Regions from separate parts of the Mus musculus genome. Here region 2 is linked to region 1. Evidence: chromatin loops called from intact Hi-C (ENCODE). Cell type or tissue: heart. All regions are shown on one strand. Links, peaks and the distances in the headings refer to the core of each region. The heading gives the core; the rest is flanking DNA. Region 1 holds the start of Pcbp3 (poly(rC) binding protein 3). Region 2 overlaps Pcbp3 (poly(rC) binding protein 3).

Region 1 (11,766 bases), core at 2,211-10,210:
TGGTGCTGCTCAAGTCCTTGAGGAGCTGGAGGCCGTGGTGGATGTCACGTGATCGCCACTGTCACTATGGAGGAGGAAGCTTCCCTATGGCATTTTCTTCAGATGTGAGTCCAGGAAGGGAACCAGGGTGAAAGCCTGTAGATTTATTTTGTATATGTGAGCACACCATCACTGTCTTCAGACGCACCAGAAGAAGGCATCGGATCCCATTACAGATGGTTTGTGAGTCACCATGTGGTTGCTGGGAATTGAACTCAGGACCTCTGGAAGGGCAGTCAGTGCAAGATCTTAACCACCGAGCCATCTCTCTCTCCAGCCTGCCTGTAGATCTCTTAATGGTTTGCTTTGTTGCCTAGCCTCGTCGATGGGGGTCAGACAAGTTCCTATTGGCTAGGTCAGGATCCTGAAGGCATGGACTTGCTGGACCCAGGATCATGGTGATGGAAATTGTAATTGGGAGAGAAAGGGAAGGCCCCCTAGGCTCCCAATGTGTTCCTTCCTAGCGTGGCCTGTTCGCCCTGTGCGGCCTGTGTACCCTGCGTGTAACTTTCCCTTTTCAAGGCTTATTTTTTTCGTCATTCATATTGTTGAACTTTCACCTTAAACCTCTGGAGACCATTGATTATGAAGAAGTAGCTTGTACCCACACTTACCGAGAAAAATTGGTAAAGTCTTGGTAGGGCTGGACCTCTTCCCAGCCAGCTTCTTTCTATTATAGGGATCGTCTGAATAGTCCTACGTGTTTAAATCCTCCGTGGATCTTAGAGACAGTCACATCAGTTGAAGTCTAAGAGGCCTCTAATTTTAAAAAGCAGCACGCGAGAGTGAAAGTCTGTTCTGACCCTTAATTGCGTGCAGGTAAACCGGGGTCACGCGTGGCTCTTGCCCTCTCTGGTCCGCTCAGCCTCTCCTCAGGATCTGGAGTCTGAAACATCGCGTTTCCCTTCCGGTATCTTTCTAATTACCTAGTGGACGTTTGGGGCGGGGAGGGGAGGGGGAGGATGGTGGGTGCCACGGGGCTCATGACTAAAACAGAGAGTGGTTCTAATTTTAGTCTTAATGGCATCAGTTGAGGCACAGAGAAGGGGAGGGGTGTTTGGCTGCCTTTGCACTGAAAGTCTTCCCGAAATAAAGCCCCACTGACCCCGGGGGGGGGCTCTGCTTCCACATGGCATGCACGGAGACTCGGCTTTTCTCCCATTTACACAAACACATAAGAAACCTTGCTTATAAAAAGGAGGAGACTGGAACTGCTTGACTGCAGTGAGGAAGTCTGTCTGTCTGTCTTTGCTTGCCTCTGCCTCTCTTTGTCTCTGTCTCTCTCCAGCAGTGATGCAGGTTCCAAGGCCTAAGAAGTCTCTGTTTCAGAGGAACTACTTCAAGGCAGGCTGCTGATTCACTTTTCTCTGGGAATGAGTGCCGAGAGCCGGAAGACAGCACTAGCTGTCATCCACTGGGGACAGCGAGTTGTGCTACCCAGGTCCTTCTCACAATTGGGTGTTGGAAGCTGCACGCGAGTCACCGATGGCCAGCCATTTTTTTCCTCACCCTGTAAGGTTTCCTGCTTGGCTGGACCCATGTTCCTGACCCTGATACTCTTTCCCTGCCTGTAGAAGAAACATCCAGCAAAGCACAGCCACTTGCAGGCAGTAATGCAGTGCTGGTCCCCAGTCCTTGTGCTCACTGTGGATTCCTCTAGGACTGGGGCCGGAGGAATACGGGAAGGTAAAAGGTGACCAGAGCCTTCTCAGGATGCAGAAAGCACCAACTTTCACAGAACCATGCCCTGGAAGGAGGGAGACACAAGCTACGACACCAGCTGTGAGAGAAGATTGTGTCTGTGAGAACTGGAGGCTCTCTCTGCCTTTCCCCTGGAGGTCTCTGGGTGAATGTGGCTTCAATTCATGTTGCTGGGGGCCCCTCAGTGAGAGCAGCCTCTGTAGCACTCCATCCCCGGTCACAAGGACAGGATCCTGTCAAGTGAGGGCAGCATGTGGCTGTCGCATGTGGCTGTTGCCTCTCACACTGGGCAGTGAGGCAAGATGAGAGAAGAGAGCCCCTTAATTGGCCCACTCAGTAACAATCAGATTCAGGACTAACCAGGTTAAGTTAAACAAGGTAGGTCTAGGACTCAGTCTTGATGATGGTGATGGTGGTGATGCTTGTGATTATGATGCTGCTGGTGATTGTAGTTCTTTAACAGGCTATCCAATACAGCACTGGCTTCTTGTCTTTTGATTTTCCCTATACACCCTCCCGGCTCCCAGAGTTCTCTAAGAGCAGCCTGCTTAGCTCAGGCAGGTTTTTTTTTTGAGAGAGAGAGCACAGCAGCTCTCTTGGTGAAGGGAAGGAGTTAGTAGTAGAAACAGCTAGAGATGCGCCCCTCAGCAAGAGGGGCTTAGATGTACAGCTTCTCTGGTTTTCCACTAGGTGAGGTGTCTGCTCCTGTTCCTGGCCTAGTGCAGAGGGTGGTTCTGATGGTCGGGCGGGTCCTTTGCTCCAGGAAGGCTCAGCAAGGAAGTGGAGTCCAGCTGAAGGTCAGCAGAGGCCACTTCAGGTCCTGCCCCACACTTTGTCCCTCTGCTCTCTGCCCACCCGTAGCTCTGACAGCCTGAACAGGAACAGGAGGGGCTGCAGCTGTTGAGCTGGTGTGGGCTTGGGCTGTGTTCCACCAGGGGGGAGGGGGGAGGGGGAGGCCTGCTTGTCTCAGAGGAATTGACATTAATTACCGTCTTGACTGCTTTCTGTGTGTAACTATTTTACCGGCACTTTGCGCCATCTAATGTGGAGCTAAAGGGGGCCTCCACATCCACCCCTCCAGATGTCCCAGCCTTTGGAAACTGTGGTCCCCCAGCTCTCTGGTGGCAGGGACATGTGCGGCAATCTGGAGGACCAAGTGCTCAGAGACTTCCTAGGGCTTGGTCTGACATCACAGTAAGCAGATGATAATTACAAGGTTCCTTTGCTCCCCACTCTCCACACCCCAACAAGATACCATGGAGTTATTTATAAATGCAAGCCCCCGGGTGCACTTCTCCTGGGAAGGACCACGCTGACAGCTACTGGTAGTGCTAATGGAAGGCAGGAAGCCTGCATTCGGAGGGGATGCGGGACGTGTGGAGGGAGGGTAATGGGTCAAGCAGCTGCCACACAGCCAAGGGGCGGGGCTGCCTGCCCTAGCTCTCAAAGATCTGCTGGGATATGGAAGGAAGAGCCTACTCAATTGTCTCTCGTGTCAAGGGTGGGGCTCCGAGATGAACCGCTTTTTCTCTTCCCAGGGTTGGCAGGAACTGGAAATAATTGAAAGTTGTTAGGGTCCAACACACTGCCTTGAAAACACTATCATTACTCTCCTAATGACTAAGTGTGTCTTCCAGGAGGAGATGTAGGCAGCTGAGCCCTCCCCCCAAACCCCACGGCTCCTGGAGAGTAGAGTAGGAGGCTGGCAACCTGTAATCTGGAGGGGGGGGGTGCTTCGACAGAGCCTAATGCAGCTCCAGCCTCCGGAGCCACTGTGCAGAGCCCAGGAGGCCGATGGCCCGAGCTGATCCTGGAGACACTTTGGATCTTAGTTCAAGTCCTGGTTTAGGTCTGGGTACTGCTGCTGGGTTCAATGTCAATCCCTTGTGTTCGTCTCCTAGGGGAAGTCCTTGTCTCAGGGACTCCTAGCATGCTACCTGACATGCCCTCCTCCAAATTTCCGCCCTCCTCTCTACCATAGCACAGGGCTAAGGTGTAGTAATGTGCGATAAGGCTGTCCATATGCTCTCTAGATTCTCCAGGTAAAGGTTCGTGATTTGCTGCAGCTGCACTTAGCTGCTGGGTAAGGCTTTTGACAGCTCCTGCTTGCCCGGACCCAGGCCCTTTCTTTTCAGAGGTTGTCATTGAATCACACAGGTTATGTTTGAAGACAAATAAGAGCACACTCCTTTCTGACTCATCGATCCCAAGTGACTACTGTATATGTCTGCTACAGGGGACCAGGACTTTTCCCTTCAGAGTGGATTCCAGGACATCATACTCACAGGACTCTGGGCATTCCCAAGAGCTACTTGGTTACTATGGTGAGGTTTCAGACCTACGGAGTCTTCCTGACTCTACCATAGAGATCGTGATTGTAACAGGTGGAGGGATGAGGGGACAGAGCTATGTATACACCCCTTTGCATGTATGATATATCGTTATTGGCACCGAAGTGAGTCATTGGTGGGTTTGAGGCTCAGGGCGGGATGAGTTTTGTCATCTCAGCTAGAATGTCACCCTCAACCCACTTCTCTGCTCACCCGTCTGTTCATATGACAACAAAGAAGCAACTCTGTTTCCCAGAGATGCTTCTCGAAAGTCTGGAGGTAAACATGTGGATCACTCTCTCCACCTATGAAGGGCAAAGCTTGATTTCCAAGTCCAAAGAGGCCTTCTCTGGCTGGTTCAGGTTGCTTCAGGAAGCCAGGAAGGATGACCCTGGGCTCCTGGGTATCTAGGTACTGATGGAAGGCAGAGTTCCCAGGACTCGCAGCTTCTATCAGTACTGGAATTACAAGTTGGCCTGGTTCCTTTACCTTCGTGGTGTGCAGAAAGGAATAAGCCTAAGCTAATAGAGAGCAATCAGATGAAGGAAGTTTAGTCCGATGAAAACGATAGTTAATTGACACAAAATAGAGCAGGACACCTCTGAGGAAAGGTGCACAAAAGATAACAACAACAACAACAACAACATGACATGTTTTCCCACAGCCACTACCACAGCCAGTTCTTCCATCGGCTTTGAATCGCTTGTGGACAGGTGTGCAGGCCCAGAACCTAAACACAAGTTCTACAGTCTGGGCTGTGTTGGCTTTCAAAGGCTTCCAAGCAGAGAGGGGCACCCGCGAAGGGCTGCGGTCAACGGATCAGGCCCACATAGTCGCGAAGGCTGTGGGTCCAACTGACCTCCCTAGAATATCAGCGCGTGCGAGACTGGGTGTCTGCAGTCTCCCGCTAGCTGCGTGTGCCAAACACTTGCAGAGGATGCAGGCCCCGCAGCCATCTCACAACCAAGCATCCACTCCCTTCCCTCTAGCCTTCTGGAGGCCCCGCCCCAGGCCCGGCCCTGGCCCCGCCCCGTACTGTCCCCGCCCCCGCCAGTTGACTAACCTTTCCAGAAGCCCCGCCTCCTCCCAGCCCCAGAGTGGGGCCCCGCCCAACCCTAACCGCCCTTCGACGCTAAACGGCTTCTAGCCGGAGAGCTTTCCGTGCCCTGATTGGCTGTGATGGTCACCGTTTCGCAGCTCCATTGGCTCCCGGCGCCCGCTTTCTCAGGCCCTGCCCTTGAGCGGGGGCGGGGCCAGAGGCGGCGGGCTGCGCAGGAGTGGCTGGTTGCACGGAGGGGGCGGGTCCTCGCCGCGCGCAGTGCTTCGGCCAGAGCTCGAGGCGCTGCTTACCGTCGCCTGAGCTAGGAGACGCCGCGGCCGCCGCTGGGTCGCATCGGGCTTCGCGTCGCGCCGTGTACGCCTCCTCTGCCCCACCCGACCGGCAGCATAGGCTCTACCTGGTCCGCGGCCTCCCTGTCCGCGGCGGGGCAGGTGAGTGAGTGGCGGCGGGTTGAAGTGTGTGTGGGGGGGTCCAGCGCGGAGGTAGCTCGCATGCCGCGTCCCAGGCCGGCCGAGACCCCTCCAAAGGCCAGAGGACCGGACAGTTCGCAGTCAGAAAACTTCATTCGAGCTGGGGTGTTGGGGATCCTGGGGGAAGGGTTGAGGTTGGCGATCTCAGTACTAGGGCCGGGATCCTAGGCTGAGGCGAGGGTCCCAAGCTGAGGCGAGGATTCCAGGCTGAGGTGAGGGTCCCAGGCTGAGGGCGGAGGTCCTGGGAGAGAATAGGGGGTACCAGGTTGAGGGCGGGGGTCCCGGGCTGAAGGTAGGGGTCCCAGGCCAAGACCAAGGTCCTAGGCTGAGGGCGGGGATCTAGGACTGAGTACCGAGCTCTGAGGGCTCAAGGCTGAGGTTCCAGGGCTTAGTGCAGAGTCCCAGGCTTAAAGCAGGGTGGGGGTATCCCAGGCCAAAGCGATGGTCGGAGGACTGAAGATGGGAATCCCAGAGGCATGTGTATCAGGCTGAGCAAAGGGTCAAGGGAAGCAGCTTCCCAGGCTGTGACCGGGGTCCTAGGCTGAGGCAGGAATTACTTAGAGAGAGGGAGAAAGAGGTGGGTGGGTGGGTGGGGAAGTGTGGGGCCGAGGGTCGGGCTCCCGGAATAGAGTAGTTCTTGATAGCCCCTTGGGCTTGGAGCTGGGGCCAGAACAGGGTCCTAGACAGAAGTTTCCAGTGAGGGGCTCACTCTCCAGCTCTGCATGGTCTTGCCTGTTCTTGGATTCAGGCACGGCCTAGGGTCCTTGTGAAAGTCTGACGGTAACTGGCCCTGGCCTACGTCGGGGGTCGGGGTAGAGCCACTCAGGAAAACCCAGGCCTCTTTACTCCCTCCCTAAATTCAGAAGTTGTTAGTGGGCACATTACGCTGCAGGCTTTCGGGTCAACACACAATAGCTGTGATCTCACTGGGACTTGCAAGGCTTAGACGGATGTCTTGTGATTGAGACGAGCTGGGGAGGAAAAAAAAAGGAAGCCCAGAGGATGGATGTGGGGCGAGGGCAGGGTGCGGCCTTTTCTCCTCTCCCCTCCACCGTGGTCTTCTGTTTTCTTCTTTCCTCTCAGTTCTCCTCAGGTTTTCCCCGCACCATTCATTAGAGCCTGAACAGGTAGACTAGACAGGCGCCGGTTCTCAATCTCTCTCTCTCTCTCTCTCTCTCTCTCTCTCTCTCTCTCTCTCTCTCTCTCTCTCTCTCTGATGGCCGTATTTTCTGTTTTGGGAAAGAGGTGTGTTCCAGAACTGTTTCTTATTGTCCCCAAAGTGTTTTGTTTAGTAGAAGTGTGAAGTTGTCTGGCTTCTTATTCTGCACTATGTTGTTAGTATAGGAGAATTTTAAGTTAATGGAAGGTGGGCCCCAGGATTGGCTATTTCCTTTTTACTTTTCTTTGCAGCACTACGGACTTTTAAATCTCATTAGCTTTGTATGCGAACCGATGGCACTGTAGGTTGAGAAGGGTTTTTTTTTTTTTTTTTTGGTTTTTCAAGACAGGGTTTCTCTGTATAACCCTGGCTGTCCTGGAACTCATTTTGTAGATCAGGCTGGCCTCGAACTCAGAAATCGCCTGCCTCTGCCTCTACCACGACCGGCGAGAAGGGTTTTTAGTGCCTCACCAAAAGGCATTCTGGGTGGCAGGGCTTTGGAGAAAGACCCTTGGAGGCCAGACTGCAGAGCTAGCATCCATACTCTCCCTCTGAGCCCATTTCTCTAATACAGCCTTCCTGAAATTTAGTTCCCGTTCTGATGCAAACTTGTGGCCCATTTCTCTTCTTTGGACTTAATTGTGATTTCAGTTCCAGAAAAACTGCAGGCTGTGTCTCTGCGGAGAACAGACCCCCAGTCCCCACAACAAAGACAGTTCATTATCTAACATCTGATACGACCATTTTGCTCCAGAGAGGGGTGTGTGTACATCAGTATTCTCTGGAGATGGCTGGAACTTAAGAAAGGCTGGAGGATCTCCACGTGTGGTCTTGAGACTTGAGGTCCTTCAGCAAGCTCCATCTTCTAGCTACAAGTTCAGCTGAGGCCTTCCCTTCTCTCCAAAGCCTCTCTTGCTTGTGTGTAGGTACCAATATTAACACGATGCTTGTTCAGTGCACACACTTTGGAATTTATATAACTTCATGCACACAGTCAGAGCTTAGTATTGTAAAGCTTGGGAAAAGAAGTTTCCAGGCTGGTGCGACAGCGTGGCATGTAAAAGCATTTGCTTTGTATGCCTCATGATCTGAGTTTAGTCCCTGGAGCCCTTGGTGGAAAGAGTGACTTGATTCCTGAAAGTTGTCCTCTGGCCACCATCTCTCTCCTCACAGGAGTACTTTGCCTTGTCTGTGTGCACATGTGCGAAGACAGACTCACTCAGTAGTCAAATAAGTTTGTTAGAAACAGGGTCTTTAGAATGGAAAGGGTCAGACACTATGTCTGGAATTCAGAGCTGGTGTTGCCCCAGTAATGTTCTTTTGTAGGTAGAAGAAAATTCGCATAGATTTATGATGAGTTTTTCAGGTTTGTTTTTTTTTTTTTTCCAGGCAGGGTTTCTCTGTATAGCCCTGGCTGTCCTGGAACTCACTTTGTAGACGAGGCTGGCCTTGAACTCAGAAATCTGCCTAAGTTCCAAGCACGTCACTGTGAGACAGCATTATCATCTATAAAGTTTTTCGCGCTCAATAATTTCACGATTGAGTTACAAAATAATCCTAAAAAAATTGTATAATATTCTAAAGTTTGTAATTTTAAAGTTTGTTGAGCCACATTTATGGCTATTCTTGGCTTCATATGGCCAATGCGACACAGGTTAGACATGCTTGAAACTTGAGATCTTCTTCCTATCTCAGCCTTCCAAATGATGGGACTGTAGGCATGTACCGCTGAACCAGGCCATGTTAGCTGTTTTAAAGAGGCTGTCCTTTCCGCCTTGGTGGATACCGGAGAGCCTGCTGCGCGTGTAAATTGTAAAAGTTCCATCAGGTCCTTGGAACGGTTCAGACAATAGAGGTTGGATTTTGTATCTGTTTCTGTGAGTTCTGGATCTATACCAGTGTGTCCGGGGCAAAGTCATTTCTGTGTGCACAGAAACCTCAGAGCTTTATTGTAAATGAGATGTCTGAAGGAAATTGGTAGATGTATGTTGTATATACCCTTGGTGAAGGAGACGAGTGCTTTGGAATATAATAAAAACACCTGCTCACACATTGAAATTGCCTCACTCTAAGTATTTGCTGAAAGGCTGTAGATTTTGGGGCAGCCTTTAGCCTCCATAGTGAGGACTCTGACAAGTTGTGGGTCCGCTGTCCATGGTACTGAACCAGTCGTGTGTGTCCCCCCCCACCCCCATATCCCTGGTTTCCTTCAAACTTTCTGTTCCATGAGAATGGGTTTTGGAATTGTATTTAAAATAATTTCAGAATTCACATTATTAAAGAAAAATTAGGCAGGATAGCTTTGCTGGACTTGAATAATAGGTTCCATTTAACAAACAATTGTCTCTCATTTTTAAGTGATTTTTTTTTTCTCTCCAGGTGGGGAGTTTTGGGCTAGGGATGTCAAGTAATGAGCATTAAAATTAAACAAGTGTGTGTCTTCTTAATAACTAACATCAAACAAAAAAGGGCCCTTGATTGCAATATGTACAGGTATTTGTTCTCAGGGCAGCGTGTCCCTAAACAGTGCCACTTGTAACACCCTCACACCTCTCTCAGCCTTCCCTGGAGAGAGGCTGAGAACGTGAGTCTTGGTGACTGTCAAGCATTCACTTCATGGTGAGCAACATCTAATGTTGTGTGTGTAACTTTGAGGAATGTAAACCATACCGGATAAAGTCTTTATTTCTCTTGTGGATAATTTTGTTGGTTTCTTTTAGAATTGTTGCATAGGTTAGCAGTAAGAAATGATAGGTGTCACTTGTATACAGTTTTTCACACAGTGGTAAGTGTCGTGTGTTATGGTGCTTGCCAGGGCGGTTGGGTACCAGGTAAAGAAAGGTTGCTCATCATCAGCATCAAGCTGAGAAGATGGTTTTGGGTTTTGGAATAATTACCTGAACTGGTTGTCTGGTCCTAAGTTTCTTATGGTGTTTCTTTTGTGTTTCTTATGGGATTCCCTTTTCATCCAGGTTTCAGGAGTACTCTGAGAAACTTAAAACAAGGACGCATATTCTTGCTAAATCCTGTGTTGTGATTTGGGAGCTTGTTGTGGGAGTGAAACAGTTCTTGTCATAGAGGGTCCCTCATTGGTACTGAGGAAGAGCATGTAAATTGTAAACAGGTGGCTGCACGTGGCTACACTGTGATGCTGTTGGGATGAGCAGCCTGCTGGGTATGCTGAGGGGCGATAAGCTTGGAAAATCCAAAGGTTTCAGAGAGGGAAGCAGCCTTTGGGCTAAGCCTTAAAGGATGAGTTGTAAATGTCTGGGCACAGATGGAATAAGTTGATTAGAAAAAGATGAGGAGGTTAGTGTGACTGGAAGACAGCGTTGATATGGAAGTGGGAGGGTATGTGTATGGGTATTCCCAAGGAGTTGGGATTCTGGGGTGTGTGTGTGTGTGTGTGTGTGTGTGTGTGTGTGTGTGTGTGTATGTTTGGTGAGTTAGGGATGGGCTGTGTGGTAAGGAGAATGATGGCTTCCGGACACTATGCCCTCATGCCAAAGCCTGTGATGTGTTGTGTTGCTTGGCAGGGGAATTGGGTAGCAGACAGAAAAAGGTGGCTCATCCGTTGGTTTTAAAATAGGGAGGTGATCCTGGGTTGTCACAAGCATCCTTAAAAGTGGAAGAGGGAAACACAAGAGTCAGTGTTAGAGTGATGTGAGGTGAGGGCTTTAGATTACATCACTAGCTTTGAGGGCAAAGTAGGATATGCCAAGGAATGTAGCAGCCCCTGAAAAAGGAAAGAAGAGGAAGGGTCTCAGAAAGGAGCCCAGTCCTAGATTTTAGTCTAGTGGGACACGACTCTGTCTGCTGACCTCCAGAACTGTAGGGTAACCAAGGGTGATGTTTTAAGCTAACATGCTTGTGGAGATCGGCTGCGGCGGCAGCAGGGTCAGGAAACTGATGTAGCCTGGGACCGTTTTGTGTATTCTTAGCTGTCAAGTTTCAGGAGAAAGTCACATAGTGAGATTGGCCTTAGAAAACGAGGTGATTCCTGCTGTTTGGGAGTTTGCCCCAAGTCAACATGATTGTGATGCCTGCTTTTATTCCCAAACAGGATGTGGGTATGTGAGGCAGTGTTGTGTGACCTGAATTCCTCTCTGTCTCCGGAGTCCTTGCAGCTGGCTCAGCCTCTGCTTGCAGAGTGCCATGCTCCATCGGCTCACCTTTGCTCTGTGCTGGGCCCCTGGAAGACAGTTGTCCTCGTGCACACCACTGAGACCATGGGCCGCAGCCCCTGTTGTTGGTGTCAATTACTTTCCAAAAGCTTGATTCCCAGCCTCGGGCATTCTTTAATCTTTAGATAATAGTGCTGCCAATCAGGTAGGTCTGAAATATCTCACAGTTTTGATTTGTATTTCCCTGATTACTAGTGAGTGATGATTTTTACCACCCCATCTCCCTTTTTTTTTTTCTCTACTTGGATTTTTTTCCCCTAAAAATTGTAATCTTATATCATTTATCTATTTATTGCCTGATTTGTGCCCTTGTGCCTTTTTTGGAGTTCTTTACATATTTTTGATTCTACTTTTATCCCACGATTATTAAAATTATTATTATCATTAGTTTAAAAATGTTGCTATGATGAATAGATGTTTAATTTTAATGTAGCCAAATTCATCCATTTTTTTTTTTATGATTTGTGGCTATTGGGCCTTTTTTGAGGAATCTGTGTAATTTGAAAGTTATAAGACAGACTTTTCTTTTTAAAAAGGTGAAATATTTGGCTTTTATATTTTACTTGGAATTGATTTTTATATGCATTGTGAGGTAGAGGTTTGCTTTTAGAATTTTTTAAAAAATGCCTAACTGTGCAATTACCATTTATTATCACCCTTTTCCCAGTGATCTGCAATGCTACTTTTGAAACAGACCGAATTTCACACATGGTGTGAATGAATTTTCTGTTTCGTTTGTTTTATAAAACAGGGATTCTCTGTGTAGCCCTGGCTGTCCTGGAACTTTCTCTAGACCATGCTAGCCTTGAACTCAGAAATCCAC
Region 2 (11,766 bases), core at 1,368-9,367, 55 kb after region 1:
GAGACTACTGTTAAAGTAAAAAGATACAGCTCTGACCTCAAAGGGGACAAGAGAAAGTTTATTCCTGAATCAAATATGAAGGATCATTGCTTGGTCACACAGACTTAGTTTATTTCATATTCCATGTCCCAGTGTGGTAAGAATTCCATGAATTCTGTATAGTAGCAGAACAAATAAAATTGTAAATACACTTTTTAAATATGGTTGGCATATCAGATAGGTGGGAAACAGCAAAGTGGGGGATTCTTGTTAATAGGTCATGGATGCTACCATGATGATATTTTTGCTTTTGAGTTAGTGGAAGTGAGGGATCTGTTTGTAAACTTTAAAAGATGTACTTAATAATCACAAGGATGGCAGGGCACACGCAGAAACAGATGTGTTATCTGCAGATGTGTGATTATGTAGAAAATCCCCAGGATCTACAACACAACCTACTCTACTTAGTGATCCATTAATTTTTACAATAAAAGATAAACTCAAAATTAATTTTATTCTTGTGCATCATCAACATCTGGACACCAAATTTAAAATAGTGTACAATCATTGGAAAATGAGGACATAGCTAGCTACAGATCTAGCATAAAAGCATAGGACTTGCAGGCTGAAAACTTCAAAATGCTGATACAGTTATGGCAGATCTGAATTAATGGAGAGACATACAATATTCATGGAATGAAAAAATTATTATATAAAAAGCAGAGTAGCAGGGATAGCTGAGGTAAAACTGAAAAGGAAGTGTAGACAATTCTGTCTACCCTAAAGATGAACTTTTTTCTTCCTAGACATGGTCTCACTATGTATTATTACCAGATGATTTGGGACACACAAGAAATCCACCTGCCTGTTTCCCAAGTGCTGGGATTAAAGGCATGCACCACCATTCCCCTCCAAGACTTACTTTATAGCTCTGTGGTGAAGATTTTGTGGTACTGCTCAAAAGATAGACATATATACATCTGTGGGGCAGAATAGCAGATCCTGCAGATACTGTTTTCTGCATATAAGTTTCTCAAGTTCAAAAGCAAGTGAATGGAGGCAGGATGACCATACCAGCAAATGGTGTTAGAACAATCCTTCACAGGTTGAAAATTTGTCCCTCAGTCTGTTTCTCACTTCATTACAGAGTTAACTCAAATTAGATGTCAGACTCAATCTAAAATACCAACGTTTAAAACTCAAGGAAAAGAATAAGGGAATTCTATATTTGACTCAAACTTTACCTGGAGGAGAAAAATAAACTGAATCCCTTCAGAATTAAAAAGGATTATGTTCAAAGAATGAGAAGATAATTTTATGTAGGGAAAATATTTAAAAATCATATACCAGAGGAAACAGGTTCTATAATGTATGGAACTCTCAAAATCAGCAGCAAAATAAAGGATTTAATAGAAATAGAATATAAGATTTGAGACATTTTATCAAGTGATATTACAGATGGCACATGGCAAGTGAGAACATCTTCCAGATAATCCACTCTTTAGGAAATGCAGACACACACACACACACACACACACACACACCAGAATGGATAAAATAAAAAAAATGTGATAACAGCAAACGATAGCACATGATAGAAGTAGATCCCTCATACATTGCTGTCTGGTTTGTGACATGGGACAGCTAGTGCTTAAAACCCTAACAGCAGCTACCGCCACATAAGCTAGTTATATAAACTCTTGGGCATTTGTCCCAGAGAAATGAAAGCTCTCTTTATTGAAAACCTATTCACACACTATCGACAGTATGTTCATTGAAGTAGCCAGAAACTGGGGAAGGCCTGGGTAGGTGTTGTTTCTTGGAGGGACAAATAAATCAACAGATAAACACACCTGTGACATTGTGCCCAGCCAGCAGTGAAAAGGACTGAACACAAATAGAGTGAATCCCAGGAACGTAAACTGGGGAAAAATTGATTTCCAAGGATTTATACTGAACGTCCTACTTCAGTGTCATTGAAATTAACGTTCTGGACACAGAGAGCCAATGAGAGGTTGTGAAGGACTATGGAACAGCTTTTGGAGGGATGTGGTTATAGCTCTGAGAGCATCATGACATTTCCTTGAAGGATGGTTTTGAGTTGTAACTGCCAGTGTTAATACCGTGGCTTTGATATTAACGTTGTCTTAGGAGGAAACTCAGGTAAGGGTATGTAAAGCATGTGGATTTATGGCTACCTCAAAATCCAAAGCATAGTTACAAAATGGGAGCTGCATCATACTGATGGTATAAAAGAGAAATGCAAAGTAGAGGCAGGTCACGTGACTGAGAGGCCATGGCGTCTGAGGACAGGAAGAGAAGGCCAATGGGAGAATTCAGCTTTTCTTTGGATATACTAGGAAACCATTGCAGGATTATTTAGAGATTATGAATGGACTCGTCCCTCACTGGATGACTTTGCCTGCTATTCCAGGGGACTGGGAGAGAAGGTGGAACCTATTATTAGGTGGTCTTTCCATTAGCTCAGGGAAGGCGTGATGGCGATGATTTCTAGGGTAACAGCGGTAGAGATGGGAGGGGGGTGGGTTCTAGGTGTGGTCTGAAGCAGGGGTTTCAGGGCCTGCTTAAAACCTCGGATATATCTCTAAGAAGAACACTCACAACCATAACATGTATGCAGAGAGCCTAGCTCAGACTTATACAGTCTCTGTGAGCCTGGCTTAGTTGATTCTGTGGGCTGTGTTCTTATGGTGTCCTTGACCCCTCTGGCTCTTACAATCCTTCCTCCCCCTCTTCCACAGGGTTCCCCTGGCTTTGCCTAGTGTTTGGCTGTAGGTCTGCATCTGCTCCCATCAGTTGCTGGATGGTGCCTCTCTAATGACAACTGGGCTAGACACAAATCCAAGCGTATAAGAGAATATCATTAGGAATCAGGGTGTCCCTGACTCTCTTGCCTGAACTTGGGATCCTTATTCTCTTACTGGGTGGCTTTGTTTAGCCTTGATATGAGGCTTTGTGCCTGCTCTTACTGTAATTTGTTGGCCATATTTGTTTGATATCCCTGGGAGACCTACTCTTTTTTTTTTTTTTTAAATTAAGGGAAATGGAAGAGGAATAGATGTTGGGGAGGAGGGGAGGTGTGTATGTGTGGGACTGGGAAGAGTAGAGGGAGAGGAAACTGGTCAGGACGTAATGTGTGAGAGAAGAATAAAAAATAAAAAGAAATAAATATTTTAAGTGTGGAGTGGTGGTGTAGAGATACTAAATAAAGTTGATAAAAAAAACCATAGCTCTCAAAAACAAAACTAAACAACCCAAAACTAAACTAAACCAAACCAAACCAATCAATCAAGCAACCAAACAACTAAACAACAACAAAACCAAAAACAAATCCCCAAATCCCTTGGCTATGCAGAGCCATAGGATGGAGAGGCAGGAGGCCCAAGGTTGCAGCTTGAACATGTCAGGGGGGAGCCAGCAGTGAGTGCTGTTTTGAGTTTGGTTTTAGCAGAGGGTTAGGATGCGGTAAATCAGTTTAGGACTGACTTAACACTTGGTGGATGGACAGGGCATACAGACTCCAATGCCCAGGGCAAGGCTAGATCAAAGTTTGCAGGTGGCGTCAGGAGGCACTGGCCTTGGAAGTGTGGAGTTTCTGGAGGTAAAGGCAGGCTTTGCCTAAGGGAAGCAACGTCTGGCTGGAGGGAGGGTCCTGGTGACAGTGCTGATGACTGACTGACAGCTGACAGTGTTGGTTGTTGAGGTAGCTCATAGCTTTCCTGCAGCTGCAGAGAAGGTTAAGGAAGGCTGGGGAAGTGGCGCACTGGGGAAAGTGGTTTTGTGTATGTTTTTTTTTTGTTTTTTTGTTTTGTTTTGTTTTTTGTTTTAATTTCAAGACAGGTTTCTTTGTGTAGCCCTGGCTGTCCTAGAACTGATTCTATGGGTCCTTGAACTCAGAGATCCACCTGCTTCTACCACCCAAATGCTGGGATTAAAAGGCATGTGCCACAACTCCCGGCTTGGGTAAAGTGATTAGTAGGCAAATATGAGACCTGAGTTTGGTTCTCCAGCACCCACATGAAAGCCATGAGTGGCGGCATGCACATCTGAGGTGGAGAAGCAACTGAGGATGACATCTCAGCCTTGACCCCTGGCCACCCACATTCACATTGAGAAGCACATCACACAATATGGATCCACCACAGGAAGGAAGGAAGTGGGTGGTGCTCAGGACGAAAGTAGGACTGGCAGGAGTTTTTTCCCCACTAAGGCAATTTCATATTAATTTTCTTTATATACAGAATACATAACGATGGCTGCTGTAGTGATTTTTAATGTTTATTATTGAACCTGCCATCGCCTTTTCTCATCTCCATCCCCCTTCATGAAGATCTCATTTTTCTCTACATAGTTCTCTTCTTATTTGTCTGTCTGTCTTCTCTGCATCTGAGTCTCTGAAAGAGCAATTTTATATAAAATTGAAAATCCTTTTTTTACATTTACTTATGGCATATGTGTGGGCCACATGTACACGTGTGTGGGGCATGTCCATATTTGTGTGCTCCTGCATGTGTGTGTGTCCATGTCATGACACACATGATATTTAACCTGAGTTCTAAGAGGCCTCCTCATGACACTCAGAATTTGTGTTCATTGGCCCAGTGTTCGCTGTGTGATTAGAAGACAACTTGTGGAAAAATGCTTTCTCTCCGTTCATCATGTCGGCTAAGAGGACTGAGCTCAGCTCGTCAGTTGAGTCGCAAGTGCTTTTTGTTGCTGAGTCATCTTGCTGGCCCCCTTGAAGCAGACATTTTTAAAAGTGCAAGATATATGAGCCTTTGTTTGGTGCGATTAAGGATCTAGCTAGCTGCAGAGGAGAGGCTGCCGGAAGTGCCCCTCCCATCCCTATCGCTGTCCCCAAGACAGGCGCCTCAAGGAGATCTGAGAGAGTGCTGGGTGCCATGGAGGAGGTAATGGGATAGCGGACAGATGCAGGCAGGATTGGAGACATAAAACACTGTCTAAGTGAAGGGCAATTGTATTTGAAGTAATTTGAAGATTGACAGGAAATTCATAAGAGAATATGGAGTTCCATTTACGATGGTAAGGGATCGCCTCGTCCATGGCTTCCTGACCTCTGCAAGAACCGAAGTTGCTGCTGGCACGGCTCCAAAACATGAAATGTAAAATGGAATTGAATAATCTCTCCTAAATCAATTTTGTGAGCCAAATGACCTACAGAGCGGTGTGATATAGTGCAGGTGTACGGCACAGAGAGCGCTGTCTGCGGAATACATTACAGCAATTGGGGCTGAAGATAACCAAATGCTGCCTTCTTTGGTTTCTGGAACCTGGTCTCTAGCTAACTTCCCACAAGCTGTCGGGGCGGGTGTCTGTTTGCTTTGGAGCACTGATTGGAGTCCCGAGGGCCACTCCACTGGGCGTGAGGAAAGCTCTCCGGTCGGCCAGTCCTCCTTAGGAGCACTCAGCTGCTGTTTTGTGTAGCGTGGGCTTGGGGTGCGGATGCTCTTAGGCTGCTTCCTGAAAGCCTGGCTCCTTCCTGTGTTTCTATAATGTTGCTGTTTATACCAAACCTGGAAATGCCTTGGAGCTCAGGGCTTTATCCTTAGAAGCAGAGGTCTCCTAGTCAGGTCGATGCTGGACCCAGACTGGATTCTTGGTTCCAGCAGGTGGCTTTGAAGGTGAGACATTGCTCTTCTTACCAGTTAAGATACTGGACTACATAGATACATAGATACTGGACTATATAGCTTCTTTGGGTCCTCACTTGGCTGGACCATCCTCAGTGGGCATGGAGACAATGAACTCTAGCTGTTCCTTAGGGACCAATAGTTAATGGCTATTTTTGTTTTGTTTGGAGATTCCTGGGAAAACTGACATCCCACTTCCACTTAACTTTACTTTTTGAGGCATTGCAGGGGTTTCTAGAACTGGTTTGTAGGGGAAGTGGCTGCCAAAGTGGACCTTTACTGGAGATGTCAGCTGTCTGGGACTACCAAGGACCAGGGATCTGCATATGCTTTTGTGTGGTCATGTGTAGGCTCATCTATTTCTCTCCCCTTCAGCTTTTTAAAAGCCTAGAAACCATTCTTAATTACATGCCACACAAAAACAGCATGTCAGCCATCCTTGACTGACCTTCTTCGTTGCCATTAGCCCAGGAGGCAGAAGTAAGATGTTGAGCTGGCCACAGTGTCATTTACTGAGTCCACCCTGGAGTGAGAGCACAGAGCATGCCCAGTGAGCTGGGCATTTGTGGACTTCGGTATCAGAAATGACCATTACTTGTATGTGTTATAGACTACCACCATGCAGACATTGAGTTGCCAGTACGGTCTATTTATATTTATAGATCCACCATCCCATGACTGCAGAACACTGGACTCAGTGGGCCTAAGCAAGTCTTTCCTTTTCTTGGAACAGGAAAGTTCCTGGGAGTGGAGAGTTTTGCCATACCCTCTAGCCTGGAAAGTTAGAATTTCTAGGGGGTGGGAGGCTCATACCCACTGGTATGACCCCATAACTTTAGCATCTGGAAGTGTTGGTGACTGTCTGACCTGCCTGTCTTCAAGCCACTGATCTGCAGGGCGGAGTCCTAAACGTGGTCACTCCCCTGACAGTGCAGGCTTTCCTTTCCCTGCTTCTCTGTGCTCCCAGCTCTTTACCGACACTTTCTGTTCCTGTCTCTTTCTAACTAATTACCCCTCTTATAATTCCTCCTGTCCCTCCCCCGGGACCTGTCAGTGCTGTAGAATGAGGATGCTTTTGACTTCATGAGCAAACTCTGGTCCAGGGGGCACGAACAGTGACATGAGGAAGCCTTTTAGTACATCAGCAGAAGGGGCAGGTAAGAGATGGTTGGAGGCGCTTATGGCTGTGAGGCCCAGGTGGCTTATCTGATCTCTGAAGCTTTGGTGCTAGCCCTGAGGCTCACCCTGGCTCACTTTGGTACCTGAATGTGCACATTCCCAGCTATCACAGGGAAGGGGAAAGAAAGGAAGGGAAGGAAAAAGTGGAAAGGAAAGGGAGAAGGAGGAGGGAGTAAAGAAAGGGGAAGGAAGGAAGGAAGGAAGGAAGGAAGGAAGGAAGGAAGGAAGGAAGGAAGGAAGGAAGGGGAAGAAGGAAGGAGCACCCATCCAAAGAGCAGGGCACTGAGTCCAATAGAAGCCCCAGAAAGGAATGTTGCTTTGTCTTCAGAGGCCAGAGCGTCTCAAACTCTAACGTGTACAAATCCCTACTGAGTTTTGTGTGTGAGTGTTTTTCTGCATGTGTTTCTGTGCCCATGTGCCCACATTGTCTGTGGAGTTCACAAGAAGGTGTTGGATCCCCTGGAACTGGAGTTACAGATGGTTGTCAGTCTTTGTGTTGGTGCTGAAAATCGAACTCAAGTCCTCTGGTAGAGCACTCAGTGCTTTTAATATCTGAGCCATCACTCCAGCCTGTCTCCTGAATTTTAAAAATCGAGATCTAGATCCAGTAGATATGGGGATGGGGAGTCTGTACTTTTTATGTCCATGCTATGAGAGGCTCTGGCTCAGACACATGATGCTCTGCAGATGTAATCAGATTTGCTCCAGAGGGTGGCTGCCAAGTACAGTTTAGGTTATTAGGGTCATGATATTCGAGTGCAGTGGAGGTTCTGAAGGAGGGGAGGGTCCTGCTTTCCTGTGTACTGTCTGCTTGCTGTTATTAGGCTCCTGTGAGAGTGTAGGAAGGGAAGTGCCAGGAGCCTCTGTGCTTAATTATCTGCTTAGGTCCAGAGCCCCATCCTCATCCTATCCTCATCCTATCCTCATCCCAGCATCATCCCAACACTGCTTCTGCATCCCTGGGCAGTTAGCTGGCTGCTCACAGGGGAGATGGACACCGAGGCTTAGAATGGCCGAGATGTGTGGGTCCCTCTGGGCCAAGTTTTTCCACAGGCTTCTCTGACTTCAAAGTCCCTGTTTACTGGAAATGACAGGACTGAGAAGGTGAGCCTGGCTCAGGGAAGCCTGAACCCTGCTCGTCCTCCATGCTTCTTCCTATGGCTCCATGAGCAACACTATTTACAGGCCTGGTGTTTGGAAAGAGTTTTAGTCTAGCCCTGTGGGAAAGGAACATATTTAGGGTTATAGTGTGTGTGTGTGTGTGTGTGTGTATCCGGGTGGATTGCAACAGCAGCCTGCCTCACTGAGGAGATGAGTCATGTTCTGGCCACCCTGAAGGTGTCCTCAGGCTTGTGGCTATCTGGTGGGGGAAATCTGAGGGCTTTTCAAAGTCTAGCCCAGATTACATTGCTTGTGGGATGTATTTGTGACACAGTTTTAGCCAATCAGTCAGGGAGGACAGCACCTGAGGTTTGGACATTATACGACTTTTGGAATTGTTTTTCAGAAGCTTACATGTTTAGGACATAGAGTGAAGGGACCATCTGTAAACTGTAATGTAACTTATTATTGCTAGTGAAAAGGTCAGTCTCATTTAAGTAGAGCCAGAAAAGCCAGTCAGCACAGCATGTGGAAGGGAGAGTTTGGTAGAGAAAAGGGTTAATCCCTGCCTGGCTCAGAAACACCCCTGAAGGGTACCATCCGGGAGCTAATGCATATTGATGGGTGTGACTCATATGGCTCTGGAAGCTTTTAGGCCCTGGCCCTGTTTCAAGACGGACTCCAGACGCCACTGCCTGATCTTTCTCTGGTAGGAAGAACCCTTTGTCCCTGTAGGGGCCTTTGCACCACTCAAGGAAATGTTCATTGTCTAGAGAGCTCTGCTTGTGGATGGGCGTGGCTGTGTGGCAGATCCGCTGGGCACATCTTCAGCACTGTAGCTACAGGCAGAGGGAGGAACCCTGAGGGTGAACCGTGGAGCCTCAACCTGGGAAGTATGGTTGCAAAGATGGGCTGGCTCCCTTGCTTGCTAGATAGAAGACTTTTGTGCAAACTGCTTAGCAGTCTTGTACCTTAGTTTGTGAATCTGTGAAGAGGAAAGAGTGGTCTCAGATCCGGTGAATTGGTGTGAGGGGTATAGCAGTATACAGGAAGACACCACATGTGGCAGGTACTCACCAAGAGGCACTTCATGAGGTTGTGACCCACTAATGTCAAGAGTTTTCATGTGTCCAAAATTGATCAACCTGTCTCTGTGTCTGTCTGTCTGTCTCTGTCTCTCTCTCTGTCTCTCATGTTCAGTGTCCTAAGCTGAATATTCATCATTGGAATTAAGCAATATTTTTGAGTCAGTGGTTGTATTCTTTGCTTCTTTTAGGACTAAGCACATCCCATACTATGGCAGAGAAAATACAACTTCTTAAATATACTACGAGTAACCCAGTGCCCCATATAACAGCTCTGAGCTGTGCTGCCTCTTGGACACACCTCCCCCGTGGACACACCTTTGCCCTGTCATCTGTGACAGGTTTTCAGGATTTGATGCTGCTGTGAAAAAGTTGCATTTCTCCCTCTAGGAGTAGACAGGGACCTGCCTCTTTTTCTTTGATCCTGTTTTGTTTTGTTGTTGTTTTTTTTTTTAAATGTTTTATTTTAGAGTTGTAGGCTTCTTAGACCCATTGCAAAGATTATAGAGAAAAATCTACATACCCCACATCCAGGTTGTTATTTGACATCGGCAAAGCACACTTGTCCTGGTTACCACCACCACAGAGGCACTGCTACTAAGATCTGTTCTTGAGGGTTCCTCAGTTTCCTTCTTTTGTTCTTCCTTCTTCCAAGGTCCCATTCAGGGGGCACATTACAGGTCATCCCCATCTGCTTAGAGACCTTCCTGAAGGTAATGGCTTCTCACACTCCCCTTTTTTGTTGTTCTTGAAAGGTACACACACACACACACACACACACACACACACACACACACTCACACATACCATACACACATACACACACCTTGCACACATACACACACCATGCACATATACACACAACATTCACCTATACATATACATACACACAAACTACACACACAACATATACACATACACACCACAAACACATAACATACACATACATTCACATATACACAAAATACACATACACACTACACACACACACACACCACATACACCACACACACACACACACCACATACACCACACACACACACACACACAACCCTCCCTCCCCAGCTTTATGTGTATGGATGTTTTGCCAGCATATATGCCTGAGCACCATATGAGTGCAGTGTCTGCAGTGGCCATAAGTGGGGTCCCTAAGACTATGGTGAGCCACCATTTGGCTTCTTGGAATTAAACCTAGGTCCTCTGGAAGAGCAGCAGTGTCCCTAAGTGCGAGCTCTCTCTCTAGCCCTCACTCTTATTTTTGATGCCCTTGACTTTTTTTCAGAATATTCTTTACTGACCTCTGCTGGGGTCCATTGCAGGTGGTTCAGGGTCCTGGGGGTTGGGGAAAAGGCAACATGGGAGCATCATTTGTCTCACATAAGGAAGCACACAGTCAGCCCAACTTTGCACTGACACGTGGACCTGAACACATGCTGGGGATGTGCTTCTAGGTTCTCCAGCATGGTGACTGTTGCACTCTGTGTGTGTGTGTGTGTGTGTGTGTGTGTGTGTGTGTGTGTGTGAGAGAGAGAGAGAGAGAGAGAGAGAGAGAGAGAGAGAGCGCTCCATAGTATTTGGGGAAAAAGTCACTGTGTTCAGGGAATACTTCTAGGGAGGTGTGCTTCACTTCAGTGAGCCCAGAGTCTCTTTATGCACACTTTGGAAATAATAGCCTTGGAGATTTGGGTATTCTTTCCTGTTTATTGGTAGGAAGTCATTTATTTTATACTTTGGTTTATAGTTGTTTTATACTACTTTATTTTCTAAATTATTCCAACTTTAGACTTTGGGAGTTCTTTCAGTTGACTTCTGTATCTTTTTACTATACCTTCATCAGTGTGTGTGTGTGTGTGTGTGTGTGTGTGTGTGTGTATGAGAGAGAAAAAGTATGTGTATGTGAATGTGTGTGTGAGCATGTCTATGTGTGTGTGTGTTATTAAGGACTTTTTCCTTCCTAGGTTTTATGGTCTAGGCTCACTGCTCCTGTCCCGGGTTCATCCACATCTCTAAGGAATCCTTGTTTCTTCTTATCAGCAAATAGTAAAAGAAGCCAATGTGAGAGTGCTGAATCTGATTGCTCTACTGGGTTTGGTTGCTTTTGGGTCCTCTTACTTGACTGATCCATGGTGCTATATCTGTCTCCCAGCCTCCAACTCTTGCCCCGTGTCAGTGGGTCACTTCTCTTGCTTGTGAGTAAACCCTCTATCTAAAGGGAAGCAGCTGGTTCCCACTGGCCACCATTCCTGCATTGCTCAGCCAGAACATAGGCTTGAGTGGACTATGTTTCACCTCTTGCCTACCAGACGCGTCATCTCCAGAATGGCTTAGATGAGCACTGTTGACCCACCTCTTTAGTGAGAAGTTTTACTCTTTTTATGGTAGTGAAGGCTGTATTGTCAAATTCCACAGCCTATCTTAGGATAATGCTCCAAGGTTCTGAATTATTCCTGTAAACATTTCACACCATCAGGTTTACATTTAATGCTGTAAAATTTTATAAATTCTGGTTAATTGCTTTATATCTTTATAACTGTCATTACAGTATCATATACAGTTTTACTGCTCTAAAAATTCTTTATGCTCTACCAGTCCACCTCCCCTTCCCAGTCACTGATAACTACTGAGCTATTTTCTGGCTTATTTTGCTTGTTCCAGAATACTTTATTACGGGAGTCACACAAAACATAACTTTTCCAAAGTGGCTTCTTTCACTGTGGCACCCATTTATTTATGAATCATCTGTGTCTTTG

What was found. A loop is a pair of places that touch in the nucleus more often than their neighbours do. Peaks named below come from ENCODE experiments on the same cell type or tissue, not always from the same donor. Only the 100,000 strongest peaks of a DNase experiment are listed, where the experiment ranks them.
Region 2: it touches region 1 in a loop (4-fold over the local background); 4 of 42 quality-filtered maps call a loop at or near these places.

The regions. Positions count from the first base shown.
Region 1 is chr10:76,955,543-76,967,308 of GRCm38, reverse strand. It overlaps Pcbp3 (poly(rC) binding protein 3), which reads left to right and starts at 5,362. Exons shown (of 16, transcript NM_021568.2): 1 at 5,362-5,561. Gm35664 (a long non-coding RNA gene) reads right to left here and starts at 5,168. Exons shown (of 2, transcript XR_380584.1): 1 at 5,134-5,168; 2 at 4,707-4,933. Gm35721 (predicted gene, 35721) reads left to right here. Exons shown (of 5, transcript NR_168652.1): 4 at 859-949; 5 at 1,328-2,217. In heart, for the core only: a CTCF peak has its summit at 5,401; DNase peaks (open chromatin) are centred at 2,568, 3,128, 5,288 and 5,988; H3K4me3 peaks cover 2,388 bases; H3K27ac peaks cover 2,384 bases; H3K27me3 peaks cover 585 bases.
Region 2 is chr10:76,899,651-76,911,416 of GRCm38, reverse strand. All of the region lies in intron 1 of Pcbp3 (poly(rC) binding protein 3), which reads left to right. Among named protein-coding and RNA genes, the nearest start is that of Pcbp3, 56 kb to the left of the region's middle. In heart, for the core only: no CTCF peak of the experiment used is centred there; DNase peaks (open chromatin) are centred at 5,366, 8,136 and 8,666.